Regions from separate parts of the Homo sapiens genome. Here region 2 is linked to region 1. The links are chromatin loops, found by intact Hi-C in ENCODE. Cell type or tissue: CD14-positive monocyte. All regions are shown on one strand. Links, peaks and the distances in the headings refer to the core of each region. The heading gives the core; the rest is flanking DNA. Region 1 has its middle 240 kb from the start of MIR5702. Region 2 has its middle 350 kb from the start of MIR5702.

Region 1 (2,927 bases), core at 306-2,805:
CAGCAAAAAGGGCACAGTCTTCTGCTGCAAATGCTGCAACCTAGTTCCATGCTCCTTGGGTCTTTATCATAATTCTCCTATTGGGTTTTGCAATAAACTCTACAGTGTGTCTTTTTCCCTGTGGTGCCACGTGATCTGCTGACCCAAGTGACAGATTGCTTGCATGGCAACCTGGACTTACTGTGGGACCTTTTCCTGCTCCAGGCCCCACTCAAAGTTGTCAGTCTTCCAAGTCACCCAGTAAATGAATGGGAACAGCATATCCAAATGTGGCATATGCTAGTATCAAAAGATACCTATTAAGTATTGTGCTCTGTCTTAATGGTAAGAAATGCAAGCTAACTAGCCATGAGAAAAGACAGTAAATGTATACTTCTTTTTTTTTTTAGAGTCTTTCTCTGTCACCCAAGCTGGAATGCAGTGGTACGATCTCGGCTCACTACTACCTCTGTCTCCCAGGTTCAAGCAATTCTCATGTCTCAGCCTCCTGAGTAACTGGGATTACAGGTGTGTGCCAGCATGCCCAGCTAATTTTTGTATTTTTGTAGAGACGGGTTTCACCATGTTGGCCAAGCAGGTCTCAAACTCCTGACCTCAAGTGATCTGCCCGCCTTGGCCTCTCAAAGTGCTGAAATTACAGGCATGAGCCACTGTGACCCACCAATGTATACAAATTTTTGTCTCAAATGAATGCAAATTGCTTCTGATCCTACTTTCCCATAAGGATGGGGGAAATATCTATTCACCATATTAATAGCTTCCTATTATACATGAAGGCTGGGTTAATCTACTCTAGTAGACTAAGTGCTCTGATCAAGCAACTGTAATTGGGTTTGTTTCTTGGTATCAGGCTGCCTGAGTTGAAACTCAAACTTTATCACTAAATACTTAAGGTAAGTTATTTAACCTTTCTGGGACAATTTCTATATGCATCAAATGGAGATTATTATAGTATCTTAATTATACAGTCTTTGTGATTATTAAAATTACAAAATTTACACAAAGTAGTTAGCACTGTGCCTGGCACATAGTGATCACTAAGTAATCAACTTACATACATTCGTTTCACTACCATGGGGTTAAAAGGTAGTTTGATTTATTAAAATTCATCAAACATAGAGTTTTCTGTTATATAAAGCACTTGAAGTAAATCTGAAATACATTTAACTTAGGGTACAGTCATGCAGAAATATAAGATAGGGTTTATTTTGATAGTACCAACACTGCCATTGATCACAAATATTAATGTAATTTACAAATCAAATACATAATTATCAAAGTAGAACATTTGCTCAGTTACTCACTGGTCTAAATTTTATGCCACTTGCAATAATTATGCTATCAAGAATTTAATAATCATGCATATGGGATAGCTTCCCCAATATTTGTCTTTAACTCTAGCACAAGGACTAACTACTAACCATGCCACGATGTATGTACCCAATAGGCTTAGCAAGTTTCTCCATCTAAGATCACATCTATCAATATATTTTCCCCACTATGCTAGAAATTCGACAGTTACATGGGAAAAGAAATCATATGAAGAAAATGAAACTTCTTCTTGCTCATCACAGAAACGAGAAACTACCTCCATCATCACTTCCACAACCTCTTAACCACAAAGCAACCCTGCCCAGTCTGTGCTTCCTCCTTCTTTTTATATCACTGCGACGATCTTGGCAGGGGAAAACAAAGCAGAAACAGAACCCAGCATTTCACATTAATGTAACAGTCTTGCTACCTGCAAGACAGAGTGGGGAGGGTTGTGTGTGAGCATTACAGTCAGCCTCCCGCCCCCTGGATGATGGCATAATGCTGATCATACCCTGATGGTGAGCATGCAGCTTGCAGAGGAACCAGCTCGCTGCAACAGAGGCTTAGCGCCTAGCTGCGCTTTGAGCTGGCAGGGGCAATCTTCATATTCTGTACTGCAAAATCACAGGAAGGGCTGTTTATAAACCTGTGAAAGGAGGAATTTGATTTCAAAGGAAAAGGCTTTAGAGGAATTCCAGCTGCCTGGCACATAGTCTGTTTCTCCTGCCTTCATCCTCATGGGGCTCCTGCAGCAAGTAACACAGAAATGACCATTGTAGGGAGAAAACATTACAGAGTGTGAGAAAGAAAGAGAGAGAGAGAAAGAGAGAGATTCTTAGCAGGCAAAATAATACAGCCAATTTACCAGCAACTTCATTTGGGGCTGGTACGTGCGTTTCCTAATAAATTGCCGAATATCTAGACTTTATGTGAAGCTTATCAGATGAATATCCTTTAACCCCATTTGATTTGCAGTCCTTGAGTACTCTGCAGGTATTTCAGTGATTAATAAAGCATGCTGGTAAGGCAAAAGAAAGGTCTGTTCTGGATTTTCTAAGAGCTCTAAGTCAAACATTTTCTGCAAATTCAGACAGAACTCAATCACAGCTCCAATTCACAGTCATTAAATACCTCGTTAATGTTGTGTGATTTACCAACAAGACAAAGATCTGTCACACTGCAGTGTAACTCTTCAGCATACAGAAAAACTAGTGAAACCACTAGGGAAATTAGTTTTAATAGTAGCACATAACTGTAAATCATTCAATGGCTGGTCACAAGTTTAATCTGTTTTCCAGTTTTTCTGTTGTTTTGTTTTACAGAGCTTTGGGTACATCTGAATTATTGCCAAAATGACCATGGTTTTAAATTACACACACACACACACACACACACACACACACACACACACACACTTGAATTGAAACAAACATCAACAGATCTTACTCCCAGAAACGTGATAGACCGAGTGAGAGAGAGAGAGAGATTGAGACAGAGAGATTGAGAGAGAGAGAGAGAGAGAGATTGAGAGAGAGAAAGTACAAAGACACACTCCTGGCACTCTGTGTTTAAATAGTTTCTCCTCAACCCTCTTTTCTCAAGTGCTAGGAATA
Region 2 (2,927 bases), core at 176-2,675, 120 kb before region 1:
TCTTCAAAGACTCATGCTTTCATTAGGAACTCCACAGACGGTTTTCTATTTATTAGCCTACAAATATTTATTAATAATTTTGTGGTGACAGTGAAACTTTTTAAGGACTTAAAATTAGAATATAGCTTTCTTTTTTTTAAAAAAAGTCTATAAACAGCACAGAAATAAAAATTTATAAATGTCCTTCGCTCTTATTCAGGCTGAATATTGATCTAAAGCAAAGGAACTTACCATTTTAAAAAGTTCATATTTTTCCATAAGAACTTTCCCTATGATATCTCAAAAAGCCCTACAGAACATTAAAGCCTCTATATCCAAATAACACATGTTACTCCTGGCTGTATAATTATACTTAGATTGACAAATGATTCTAAATTTTATCTGAAGACTAAATACAAAAATAGCCAAGAGCATTAAGAGGAAAGGAATATAATGACAGGGACTTTACCAGCTGTTTATGAATATACAATCAGATATTAAAGTATATTATAAATGCACAACAATCTTAAAGGTATAGTAATGGCACAGAAAGAGACAAAACAGAAAGAACAAAAGCAAACTCTATCTCTATCGTGCAAGAATGTTGACATTTGAAATCAGTGATGGAAGAGTAGATAAATGGTGCTGAAAATAACTGGGTAAATATTGGCTAAAATGATCATCCCATTTTCATGCCTTTCATCACAAATAATTCTTGATGAAAAACAAAATAAACTACACATTCACATTAGTAGAAGAAAATGGTTTTCTTTCAACATTGAAACTCTAAAGGAAAATATTGATAAATTAAACTATGTAAGTTTATTTTAAAAGGCGTTTTTGAATTAATGAGAAAAATAATGGCTTATAAAATGTAATGACACAATTGACTAACCATATGGGGGAGAAAATGAATCTGATACCTGCCTCACTCCTTATCACAAAAAGCCTTTCAAATGCACCAGAAATATAATAATTTCTATTTATAATAAATGAAGATTCAGTAAAGATTATATTTTTAAAAAATTGTTCTATATTGTAAGACTAAAGGATAAGAAGGAAGTGACAAGCTGGGGGAAGTATTTGCAATATATGTTCAAATGTACTACTTTTATAATCAGCGAATAATATTCATTTTTGTAAACTACTAATGATGACATCAGTATTTCCATTTTGTTAACTTTTATTTGAGATGTTGATATATTTGGCGCCTGGTTTTCCCCAGATGAGTCATTTGAATTGAGGATATAGTTTTTAATAGTGCTAGAGTTCCTTTTCAATTCTGTAAAAGTACTACCCTTATTTAATTAGTTTCTTTAGTCATGTTATGAAATCTGTGACTTGATAGGAGAAAAAGAGGAACTTAATCTCAGAAATTTCCAACACACTTATAATACTTTCCTCTCAACTTTCCCCCCTTATATTATCACGATTTTTGATTCCCTTCACTCTTTTCTTCTTCCCTCCATCTTAGAATAAGAGGGCCACCTTCATTTTCTTTCCTATTCCAAAAGTAACATTATTTCATAGTATCACTTTTCTCTGAGGTTCAGCTCATCAAATTTGAATAGTTCGCTATTTTTTATAGCACTTCTCAGGGCAGGTCTAGTCTCTGTAAAATTGAATAATATTTGGCCTATCAAACACAGTGATCTAGAGCATAGAGCTTGAGACCGTTTAGTCCAACTTTACTGTTTTTCAGATAAAAACTGAGAGGTCTGCAAAGGTTCAGTGAGCCAACAGTCATCCATCTTGTTAGTGACAGAACTAGAACTTGACCCTGAGGTATCCTGGTCTTGTCCCCTTCCACATATGGCTGATAGGCAGCATTTAACACAGATAATCAGACCCTCAAAAGAAAACCATCTTACACTTCCTTTTATAGATGGAAAAGTTGAGGCCCAAAGAAGTAACTAGAACTAGCTTACGGTCAAGTTGTTATTGTTGACAGAGACGTGAACAGAAATTTCACGTTCTATTCTCAACACACAGAGAGGTTGTGTACAAATGAGGGGAAAAGCTGAACCTGGTGCAATGTGGAACCCTGCTTCCTAGTAACAAATCACTTGGGAACATTCTGAAAACTCAGTGCTGCCCTCATGAAGACTCACAGAACTCACTGGTAAATTAAATTAAGGTCCTGAGAAATCCTGCAGCAAATGAACTTATTATGCTTTGTATAACCCAGAATTTTCCAAATGCACGTGACCAGGAAACCCTTTGTCTCATAAAAACTGTGATCATCCGGCACAAATAGTGTTTCACTGGATATTTTGTGATATTTTTTGGTTGAGAGCAAAGAAACCTGAGCTTTAATTTCACATCTGCTAGTCCCTGTCCAGGTGCCCAGGGGTAAGTCTCTTAATTCACTTAACTTTGTTTATGTGTAACAAGAAAGAAGAGGGGAAAAACAAGTTCCAAAGTCTCTCTCATCTTTATAAGTGCTTTGTAGCTTCATCTGTTGTACATATTCTAAGGAAGGATACACACACACATACACTCCACACACAAATACACACATATGTACATAAATAAGATTACTAGTCAACATCCATAAGAATGTGTGTTTATGTACATATATGAAATATTTCTAGTTTCAACATGTTCCCTTTTCTCTTCTCCGAGTTAGTGGAGGAGTAGAAAGAATTGTACGTGGCACAAGACAATTCTGCTCACATCCCATTGGCTAGAACTCATGCCCATGACCACACCTAACTTGGGAAAAGTGGTCTAATTGTGCATTCAGGAGGGGAATGTGGATCTTGGGAGCAGAGAGGAGCAGTCTCTGAAGTTGTTTCACTGGATTTGATGTCCCATCCAATTGTAAATCTCAATGATCATAAGATATCCTAGAGTACCCTAAATGTGCTCATTATACGGCTTGGGGAAGGATATATACTTAAAAATAATGCACAATAAACTAGTTATTGAATGAGTGGTGTGAGGTG

The links. Peaks named below come from ENCODE experiments on the same cell type or tissue, not always from the same donor. Only the 100,000 strongest peaks of a DNase experiment are listed, where the experiment ranks them.
Region 2: a loop joins it to region 1, with 2.6 times the contacts of the local background. A loop is called at or near these places in 2 of 110 quality-filtered maps.

Annotation. Positions count from the first base shown.
Region 1 is chr2:226,421,940-226,424,866 of GRCh38, forward strand. No RefSeq gene overlaps it. Among named protein-coding and RNA genes, the nearest start is that of MIR5702, 240 kb to the right of the region's middle. In CD14-positive monocyte, for the core only: no CTCF peak of the experiment used is centred there; a DNase peak (open chromatin) is centred at 1,762; H3K4me3 peaks cover 1,351 bases; H3K27ac peaks cover 2,500 bases.
Region 2 is chr2:226,303,294-226,306,220 of GRCh38, forward strand. No RefSeq gene overlaps it. Among named protein-coding and RNA genes, the nearest start is that of MIR5702, 350 kb to the right of the region's middle. In CD14-positive monocyte, for the core only: no CTCF peak of the experiment used is centred there; a DNase peak (open chromatin) is centred at 1,208; H3K27ac peaks cover 714 bases.